2 separate regions of the Homo sapiens genome follow, and region 1 is linked to region 2. Evidence: chromatin contacts called from ENCODE Hi-C or POLR2A ChIA-PET data. All regions are on one chromosome and are shown on one strand. The core of a region is the stretch at or near the end of the contact, and the rest is flanking DNA. Distances in the headings are between cores, read along the strand shown. Region 1 has its middle 70 kb from the start of BMAL1. Region 2 holds the start of RASSF10 (Ras association domain family member 10).

Region 1 (4,879 bases), core at 1,868-4,367, 200 kb after region 2:
GTATTTTTTGTAGAGACAAGGTTTCACCATTTTGCCCAGGCTGGTCTTGAACTCCTGAGCTCAAGCAGTCGGCTCACTTCAGCCTCCCAAAGTGCTGGGATTACAGGCATGAGACACCGCACCTAGCCAATTTTTCCCCCTTAGTGAATTTCTGTCACCATACTAGGCTAACAACCTGAAACTGCAGCAATATTTTCTTTCCTCCCATTACTTTTATAAAGTTCTCAGCACAACAGTTAGTGCAGAATAAACATCGGGAAAAAAAAAAGAAAGAAGATATGAGGTCAGGAATCTGGAAAATTAAGAGTAAAAATCTGAAGCTGGAAGTACCTGATCAAACTTAAGAACTGAAGGAACCAAGCTGTAGAGAGGGAGGGGGAAGCAGTGAAGGTTAGCAAGCAGTATTACCAGCGTCTGGCCTGCCCTGAAATCCACACAAAAGTAAAATGTGACCCTTTGTGTTTCACTTCCTGTGCAGATGGTGGGGGAAGTGGGGAGAAGTCCCAAGAACTGTGCGACACTGCAGCTATTGCTTGAAACTGCCAAAATTTGGAAAGGCACATTCTATTTGCATTACTTTGCATGCAAAGTGTGTATGAGCAGCAAAGCTCCATTTCTGTTTACTGCCCAGCTTCTCCTGTTTTCAGGCTTGACTGGCTAAATTTTGAAAAAGACTCCAGCAGAGACCGCTTGTACGCACCAGTATCTGTGTTCTCCTCTTCCACCTTGGACATATACCTAAATTATACTTCCCAGCCTTCTCTGCATTCAAGTGAGGACTTCTGTCTGGGTTCTGGACAATGGATTTTACACAGAAGGGATGTAGACCACTAACAGGCCTGACCCGTGAAATCTCCCCAGTGTGATACTTGCTCTTTCCCCATCTGCATGGAGAAGATCCCTCTGACCCAGAGCAGGGGGATGTCTCGGTATGAAATAGCCTGAATGAAGGTCCCTTGCCCCATCTATCCCTATGCAAGAAATAAATTTATTCCTTGTAGTTAAAGCTTGGGGCTATTTGCTGCCATCGTTAGCCTCTTCTGACTAATTCAGAGACTATGGTTATCTCTGTGTCATTCTGATGTGTGTCTTTCTCCCTGATCTCTTAGTACCATGTCTCCCCACACAGCTATCTGGTGGCCCCAAGTCTCCCATATCTAAGTGAGCCTGACTTTTGGAAGAACCCCAGAATCTCTGCTTACTTCCTTTTTCCTTCTATCCCATTCTAGTAACTAATCAAGCATAAAACCAGAGCGGTTAGGTGAGATGAGAATGGAAGCGCATTCCAGAAGTGTTGGTTAGGCTTCCTGAACTAGAAATTCTACTCATGGGAATTTATCCTGAGGAGATTAATCAACATAAACAAAAAGATGTTCCTCGAAGTATTAAGCACACTAACAAAATAATTAGAACCTGCCTAAATATTCAGTTGTGGGCCGAAAGGTTAGTAAATTATGATCAATTCACTCACCTAAATATTATGAAGTAATTAAATATGACAACTAGAAAGCCTACAAGATGGAAAAATTTATTAACGTATTATTAAGTGTAAAAAGCCAGAATATAAAAATGTGTTTTCACAATAGTAAGCAATATGTAAAATGATGCATGCAGCCTGGCCCTGCTAGGGTAAATTTATTCAGAGAGGCATCCAAATGGTCAGACCAGCAGCCACTCACAAGCACCTGGGCATCTCAGTCTTCAGGGACAGTTCATTGTGGATTGGTTTATAATTATTCCTGGAATTGCATCTACATTGCAGACAGTTTCATTCCAAAGAAGAGCCTGGGCCAGCAACGAGAACTCTGTGGAGTAGTAGCTGTCTGATTCTCTGTCCCAGGAGAAACAATGAAAGGCACCTTGGCACACTCCCACTAATCAGAGGTGGGGAAACACAAAGTCACATCCCCACCTCAGACACAGCTGGAACCCCAACATACTTGGATGGCCTAGGTCTTTACCTCCTAGGCCACGTGGTCAGCTGGAAGTGGCACTGCTCTGCCTCACTTGCAAATGACGAGGCCTCTCCCGCATCAAAAGTGTACTCGCTCGGGAGGCTGAGGTGGGAGGATGGTTTGAGCCCAGGAGGTTAAGGCTGTAGTAAGTTGTGATCACCCCATCCTGAGTGACAGAGAGAGACCCTATCTCTAAAGGACAAAGAATTAAACAAACAAAAACCAAAAAAAAAGTCTAGTAGCTGAGCCATGTCCTCAGGACACACCTAGGAGAAGGAATAAAGGAATCAGTGCGTTTGCAATGGAGACAGCTCCTCCTGGCTGCCTTGGGGTGAGATTCGTATTCTAATGGGTGCAAATCTAGAATTAAGTTCTATGCCTGATGAGAGGGTTGCACAAAAGACCAGAACAAGTGAAATATTTACCCTGTAGCATCGAGGATCATTGGAACATCTTTGCAAGGGATGTAAAAGGTAAGGGTTTGGAGTTTCAGGTGTGACAGGAAGAAAGAAGATGAAGCCCAGGGTAAGAATGCAGGGGAGGAGGGGCCGGGTAGGAGCAGAGACAGCAAACCTGAGGAGCAGGAGGAAAGTAGTGAGCACTGCAAGAATGGGAGGGAGCAGGGGGTGCTTTTAGAAGGAGTGAGTTATGCAGCACAGGGCCAGGCCTGTGGGTGCAGGCGCTTGCTCCTCCAGCCTTGTCCCCCACCCAGATCTGAAGGCTCCGTGCTCTCTCCCGCTTCCCCACCATTTTCTCTGCCCAAGTGCCTTCTGCCTGCTGATTGCCCTTATCTTTTTAGACTTAGCCCAGCTGATACCAGCTCTGTGAAGTGTTTCCCGATATTCCTCTCTCTCCCGACTTCCCTCTCTCCCCGAGTTAAGGACTTCCTGCTCTAGTGTCCCCGCAACGCCATCCACAGACCTCACCACAGCAGCTATCGCATTGCTGTAATTATTTCAAATTCCTCTTCCCCTACTAAACTGTGAACTCCCTGGGCAGGGGCCATGTTCTATTCATCTTTTCACCCCTTGCATGGGGCCTGACAAATAAGAAGTGTTCAAAAAGTCAACTGAATGAATTGAAAAAAAAAAAAACAAAACATTTCCTTGGATTCAGCTGAAAAGGCAATTGCAGTAATTTGAATTGTGCAATTTCCATTGTGTCGCCTTTGAAAAACAGTTTCACTTTTCCTCCTACTACCGATGACTCATTCCTGGGGCAGATAACACACATTTCTGAGGTGCAGAACTTCACTACATCAAATCTTTTGAAAATCTGTTTTTGAGTGTTCTTGTCTAAAGAGAAAAACATGATGAGCTTTCGTAATCCCTCAACTCAGCACTGAGTGATGGAATACTAAAGATGTTTTGGAAACCCTTTGATTACTGCAAAGCATACAAAGAAGAACGGGTGGGTGAATGATAAAAATAAAACGCTAGCATTGGCTACATGCACTGATCGCTTAACAAATGGTAGTTAATGTCAGGCATTTGGCTAAGTGATTAGCCCCATTTTCTCACTCAATACACAGAACACCTTACGAGGTCACCCTGATTGTCCCCACTCAGACAGGGAAATTGAGAATCAGAAAATGTTGGTAAATTTCTGTAAGCGGCAAAACCAGCATTTGAACCCAGACCTGTCTGATTCCAGAATGGTGCTGTTAACAACGAGGCCCCTATTTCTTCTAGACTGAGAAGGCACACACTGAAGTTGGATGCTGATTTTTGACAAGCCAGTGTCTAGGCAGGGACCCCACACAGCACCCCCATCCAGGCATTTCTGGGCAAACATGGTTTCAAATGGGCAAAGTGAAGATGAACATCCGCCCTCACATGAAACCTACATGATAATCAGCTGGCTTCTTCCAACTGCCCCTCTCTGCACCAAGTGCAGCCCTGGTGGCCTTATCTCCTGTCCACCCACACATAAGGGCAAAACAAAACCTTTTCTGCTAGGAGCAAAGATTCTAGCTCACTGCTTAATTACAACTTATTGCTCCTTGTCCCAGCAGTACCATGGCAACAAGTAGCATTGGCACAAGAATCAAAAGGGAGAAGTGTTGCCTAGCAACATAGTAGAAAAAGCTTTAGGATTCTGAAGGCCCGAGTTCTAGTTCTGGTTCTGACTCCCTGGGGCACTGTGGATAAGACCCAACTCCTCTGATCCTCCGTTTTTTGTCATCTGTAAAATGGGGGCAACTCATTCCATACATGTAGGATTGCTGTCAGGATCATTATTTTCGGGAGAGGAAAATTATGCCATGGATTAAGGCAGAAAGGGGAAAATGTGAAAGACTTACTAGGCCATGACATACTTTAGCCACTCCATGAAGAGTATACATTGGTAAAGCCTTTTTGGAGGTCATTAAGTAATAGCAGTCAATATTTAAATGTAGGTACCCTTTAACTCAGCAACTTCCTCTCTAGACATTGGTTCACGAAGATACACATAGGAGGTGAAAAACTGGAAACTACCTAAACGGTCTATTAAAGAGGGACTATAATAGATCAACACAATAGAACACTACAGAAGTTTTAAAAAATGAAGGAGCTTTTCTTTACTGACACGGAGAGACTTCTAACATACAATGTTTAGTGAAATGAAGGCAAGTCACAGACACACACACACACACACACACACACACACTCATCCATTCACAAATATACACAGGAAAATGCATGTCAGAAAGCCTGGAAGGACCTATGAGAAAATGTTAACAGTGGTTACCAAATTACTTCTCACTACTCCCCAAATAGGCTGTTTCCCCGCTACTTTTGCAAATGCCATTCCACCTCCCTAAAACGCCAGTCCTCCTTTCCACCTTCTGAACCCCAGCCCATCCCTCAGAGAGTAGGTAAGCAGCATCTCCTCTCCAAAGCTCTGCTGGTTCCCATCAGTGGACTTTACATCTCCCTCTGTGT
Region 2 (5,091 bases), core at 1,019-3,518:
TAAAAGCAGAGTTTTCTCTAGCTAGTGGCAGAAGAGGATGGTAGATTGATTAGAAGCAAAGGAGGACTGGATGGATTTGACATGTGGTTGCTGACTTTAAAGTTGCAGGGAGGGGGGTGGATATCCTACAGAAAGGATCTGAGAGAGTTCTGTAGGAGCTGAGAGTGACCCTGGAGGACAGCCAACAAAAGAATGGGGACCTCAGACCTACAACTGAGAGGAACCAGATCATGCAAACAACCTGAATGGATTTGGAATTGGGTATTCCCCCAGAGCCTTCAGACAGGAACTTGAACCAGCCTATACCTTGCCTTTTGCCTCGGACATCCTGAGCAAAGTATGCAGCAGCCATGCCAAGTTGGACTTGTGATCTACAGAACAGTGAAGTAATAGATGGGTGTTGTTTTAAGTCACTAAGTTTGTGATAATTTGTTACATAACAATAGAAAACTAATATACCTCCGACCTTTCCAACCCCCCAATAAAACTACTGGGGATTTACCAGGCCCAGGCAGTTAATCGCTACACCAGTTCCATTAGGGAGGTATTTTTATTATCACCATTTCACAGACCAGGAAACTGAAGCTCAGAGAGATTAATACTTTTCCTAAGGTTATAGAGCTAGTACGTGGTGCTGAAATTTTTACTTGGCTGTTCTGACTCCAGATTTGCACTCTATGGGTTCTCATTGTCTTTAAGATAAATCCAAATACATAAGCATGGAATTAAAGGCCCTTCCTGATCCCATTCCTGTTCAATTATCCAACTTCAGTTTTAGGCACTCCTCTCAAATTCCTGACAGCCCCCATAACTAACATGCTCTTGATTCCTGACTGCACTACAATCCCTTCTAGAATGCTGCTTGTCCCTCCCCTCCATCTGCTTTCCTTTTGGCAGACTCTAATGGTCCTTTGGGTCTTGTCTAACACACCTCTTCTAGGGAAAGCCTTCCTTGCCCCTCCAAGATGGGTTGGATGCCACTCCAGGGTCCCCCAGAACCTCATGCTCTCCCTTATCAGAGGACACAGGACATTGTGTTGGGAATGTTTACTTGGCTGTGCCCTCCCACTAGACTGTGAACTCTTTGCAAGCCAGAACTGGCGATTAGTTCATTGTCAAATCCCTAGCGTAGGACCTGGAGCAGAGAGGTACTCAATAAATATTTGCTGAGTGAATCATTGAATGAACAAAAGTGCTTTAGCCAAGAGGCAATGGGGAGCCATCTAAGGTCTTGAAGAAAGGGAGTGAGCTTATTATTACACCTGTGCTCACAAGGACAAGTTCAGGGCAAACCTTGCACTCAGTGGACCATCCTCATCAGCAGTTAAGGATGAAACAAGTTCATTTGCATTGTGGCCTTGGGTTTCTTGCACTGTAAAGCTTGGCTGTTATCTCTTCTGGACCACATCTGAATATTAGAAAATGCCAGAAGCCTTCACAGTTTCCCCTTATGGAGGTGGAAAGCATAAAAATAGCTTGTGACTTGGGTCTGGGCCCTGAACTCCCACTAGAATGAGGAGCCCCTCTCCCAAAAAGGCTGTGGGAAGCTGAGGTGAAGGTGACGTGGAGACCCACTTACGTGACACTACAGGGAACGGGCAGCCGCCTCTGAAGGTCTGTCCCCCTCCAGCCCATACCGTTCCATGCCTGCACTTGCTCCCGGAGCACATTGCCGAATCTTGTTCTCCTTAGATATGCAAATATTGCTTCCTGTCGAGAAGGACTGGGAGGCCTTCCGCTTTAGAGGCAGCGCTTATAGCGCTAGCTGGTCGTGGAATGCGATTACAGCGTCTCCATTGGAGACCGCTGAGTGCCTCGGTTTCCCTGTCTGTGCAAAGTGCACTCCCCAGACGCCGCTGCCTCGAGGGACCAGGAAATGCGTCTGGGGGCGCCAGGAAAGATGAGAAGATAAAGTCACGATGCGTCCAGCTAGCTATAGACACAAGCAGAGGAGCCAGTAGGCCAAAGGAGACGCACAGCTGATCCGTGCCGAGGCGCGGGCTCCACTCCCTGAAGTGGAGGGACCCTTGAATCTTTCCTTGCGTAGGCGCGCGGCAGAGCAGCGATTTGGCGAAAAGGGCCGAGACTCAGGATGCCTGCAATGCGAGCGAGGGGCGGACAGGGCGCACGGGGCGCGGCAAGGCTGCGAGGGGCGGGCCTGGGCCCTGAGCCTCCTGCACTTCCAGCCACAGCTCTGGGCCTTGGGGGCGGGAAGGGGTGGAGCCACGTGGGGAGGAGCAAAACCCGGAGGTCCCGGGCACCTTGGGCAGAGCCAGAGCGGCGGGAGCCGGTCCTGGGCGCGTTGCCCCGGGAGCGCCCGTCGTCCGGGCAGAGCGCAGCCGCAACCGCGACCACAGCCGCAGTCGCTTTCCAGCCTGCCTTCGGTGCGCAGCGGGGGAACAGGGCTAGTGCAGCCGCCGGAGGGGGGCACGGGCTCCTCTCCCATCCCAGAGCTACTGGGCTGCCCTTGCTGTCCTCGCCGCCCCAGCAGACCCCGGCCGGACCTGCCACCTGCGCCCTGGTTGCGCCATGGATCCTTCGGAAAAGAAGATATCGGTGTGGATCTGCCAGGAAGAGAAGCTGGTGTCCGGCCTCTCCCGCCGCACCACTTGCTCCGACGTTGTGCGAGTGCTTTTGGAGGACGGCTGCCGGCGGCGACGGAGACAGCGGCGGAGCCGGCGGCTGGGGTCGGCCGGCGACCCGCATGGCCCGGGAGAGCTGCCCGAACCCCCGAACGAGGACGACGAGGACGACGACGAGGCGCTGCCGCAGGGCATGCTGTGCGGGCCCCCGCAGTGCTATTGCATCGTGGAGAAGTGGCGCGGCTTTGAGCGCATCCTCCCCAACAAGACGCGCATCTTGCGCCTCTGGGCTGCCTGGGGCGAAGAGCAAGAGAATGTGCGCTTCGTGCTAGTGCGCAGCGAGGCATCGCTGCCTAACGCCGGCCCCCGCAGCGCCGAGGCGCGCGTAGTGCTGAGCCGAGAGCGCCCCTGTCCGGCCCGCGGGGCCCCGGCGCGGCCCAGCCTGGCCATGACCCAGGAGAAACAGCGGCGAGTGGTGCGCAAGGCCTTTCGCAAACTGGCCAAGCTCAACCGGCGGCGCCAGCAGCAGACACCGTCGTCCTGTTCGTCCACTTCGTCGTCCACTGCCTCGTCCTGCTCTTCGTCGCCGCGGACCCACGAGAGCGCGTCGGTGGAGCGCATGGAGACGCTGGTGCATCTGGTGCTTTCCCAGGACCACACAATTCGCCAGCAGGTGCAGCGGCTCCACGAGCTGGACCGCGAGATCGATCACTACGAGGCCAAGGTGCACCTGGACCGCATGCGGCGTCACGGGGTCAACTACGTGCAGGACACTTACTTGGTTGGGGCAGGCATCGAGCTCGACGGGTCCAGACCGGGAGAGGAGCCAGAAGAGGTGGCGGCGGAGGCGGAGGAGGCGGCGGCGGCGCCCCCTCTAGCCGGCGAGGCGCAGGCGGCGGCGCTGGAGGAGCTGGCCCGGCGCTGCGACGACTTGCTGCGGCTTCAGGAGCAACGGGTTCAGCAGGAGGAGTTGCTGGAGCGCCTTTCAGCCGAGATTCAGGAGGAACTCAACCAGAGGTGGATGCGACGGCGCCAGGAGGAGCTGGCGGCGCGGGAGGAGCCCCTGGAGCCCGACGGTGGCCCCGACGGCGAGCTGCTGCTGGAGCAGGAACGGGTCAGGACGCAGCTCAGTACCAGCCTTTACATTGGGCTGCGGCTCAACACGGACCTAGAGGCCGTCAAGTCGGACTTGGATTACAGCCAGCAGCAATGGGACAGCAAGAAGCGCGAGCTACAGGGCCTTCTGCAAACTTTGCACACTTTGGAGCTGACGGTGGCACCGGATGGGGCTCCTGGCTCTGGCAGTCCCTCGCGGGAACCTGGGCCTCAAGCCTGCGCCGACATGTGGGTGGACCAGGCCCGTGGACTGGCCAAGAGCGGTCCTGGCAACGACGAAGACTCGGATACGGGACTGAGCTCTATGCATAGCCAAGACTCGGACTCCTTGCCCATGTGCGAATCCCTTGTGTAGGGGTGGGGGGCGGGGGGCGGGGGGCGGGAACAGGGGGATTCTTTTTTCTTGCAGAATGCAGTGGGCCAGCCGGCTCGCGGACTTGAAACCAGGCTGTTGCGAGCCCAGAGCTCCGGCTGGGCAGCAGCGCTCTGCGCAGCCTCGCGCTCATCTGGCTCCGGGGTGAGTGCAGAGCAGGGTGAGGGTAGAAGAAGTAGGATCCTCAATACAAGCTCATTAAAGAGAGGGAAGGAGGGAGGAGGCAAGAACCCCCTATACTGGAAAACAAACAACCCAAGGAAATTGACGTGGTCCGAGCCCATTTTCAAAGTAAGGAAGTATAATGGAGATTTCGCTACTCTTCTGTATGGGAAGGACTGATGGCAGCTAGAACTTTAGTTTGTGGTATGAAGTGCTTTAAAAGAAACACTTGGATGAAAAGGAAATTCCTTGAATGTTAATTGTGACTGTAAACGTGTTAAAACTAGCCAAAGAGGACGCACTGGTGTCGGTCTCTGCCTTTCTTACCTCTTTGATAAAACCCATAGGCACCAAAATCCTGGCTGTTTACATTTCTGCAGATTTGGGAATTACCCATCTGCTAAATCATTTGTCTTTTATTTTCTTTCAAAGGCTAAACTGTATCGAAGTCTAACCCTGTATTTCCTCCTAGTAAACACAATAGATGTTAAAAGGGAATTCTTTTCCCAAAATAACCTTTTATTATTACAAAAGCCAAACATAATCATTTGAGATATAAAATCCTGGCAAACATAATCGTGGTTAAAATTTAATCTGGGCCCTTTGGGATCTGTCCCTTCAAAGGCAGGTGAGTTGCCCTTTAATTCGTATTGCCACTTCATTGACTCAATCACTGTTATTTCAGAAAAAAATAAAAGGAAGTAGCAGAATTCAAGTTACGCAAAACAAAACTTGCTGTCTAACAAGCACTCTTTGAAAGCAAAGATGTTTTAGTGTTCAGCTTTTAAATTGAGCTATGTGATTAAAACCAACCATGACCTTAACGGATTTTACCCAAACTCGTCTAACTTCAGTATG

Evidence for each region. A loop is a pair of places that touch in the nucleus more often than their neighbours do. ChIA-PET counts read pairs that join two places held with the same protein, here RNA polymerase II (POLR2A).
Region 1: a loop to region 2 is called in a map with no recorded cell type, with 2.4 times the contacts of the local background. The contact joins the enhancer-like site here to the promoter of RASSF10 in region 2. A Hi-C loop is called at or near these places in 2 of 37 single-sample maps with no recorded cell type. POLR2A ChIA-PET finds 5 or more read pairs at or near these places in 2 of 52 experiments (A549 and endothelial cell of umbilical vein).

What each region holds. Positions count from the first base shown.
Region 1 is chr11:13,205,179-13,210,057 of GRCh38, forward strand. No RefSeq gene overlaps it. Among named protein-coding and RNA genes, the nearest start is that of BMAL1, 70 kb to the right of the region's middle. RefSeq lists an enhancer at 2,070-2,627. Within about 2 kb of position 3,118, at least 16 of the 41 ENCODE cell types and tissues checked have a DNase peak (open chromatin) inside an H3K27ac peak, as active enhancers do; they include endothelial cell of umbilical vein, where a contact is called at or near this core.
Region 2 is chr11:13,007,048-13,012,138 of GRCh38, forward strand. It overlaps RASSF10 (Ras association domain family member 10), which reads left to right and starts at 2,269. Exons shown (of 1, transcript NM_001080521.3): 1 at 2,269-5,072. The coding sequence starts at 2,530. The coding sequence ends at 4,053. RASSF10-DT (RASSF10 divergent transcript) reads right to left here and starts at 2,069. Exons shown (of 4, transcript NR_187419.1): 1 at 1,580-2,069.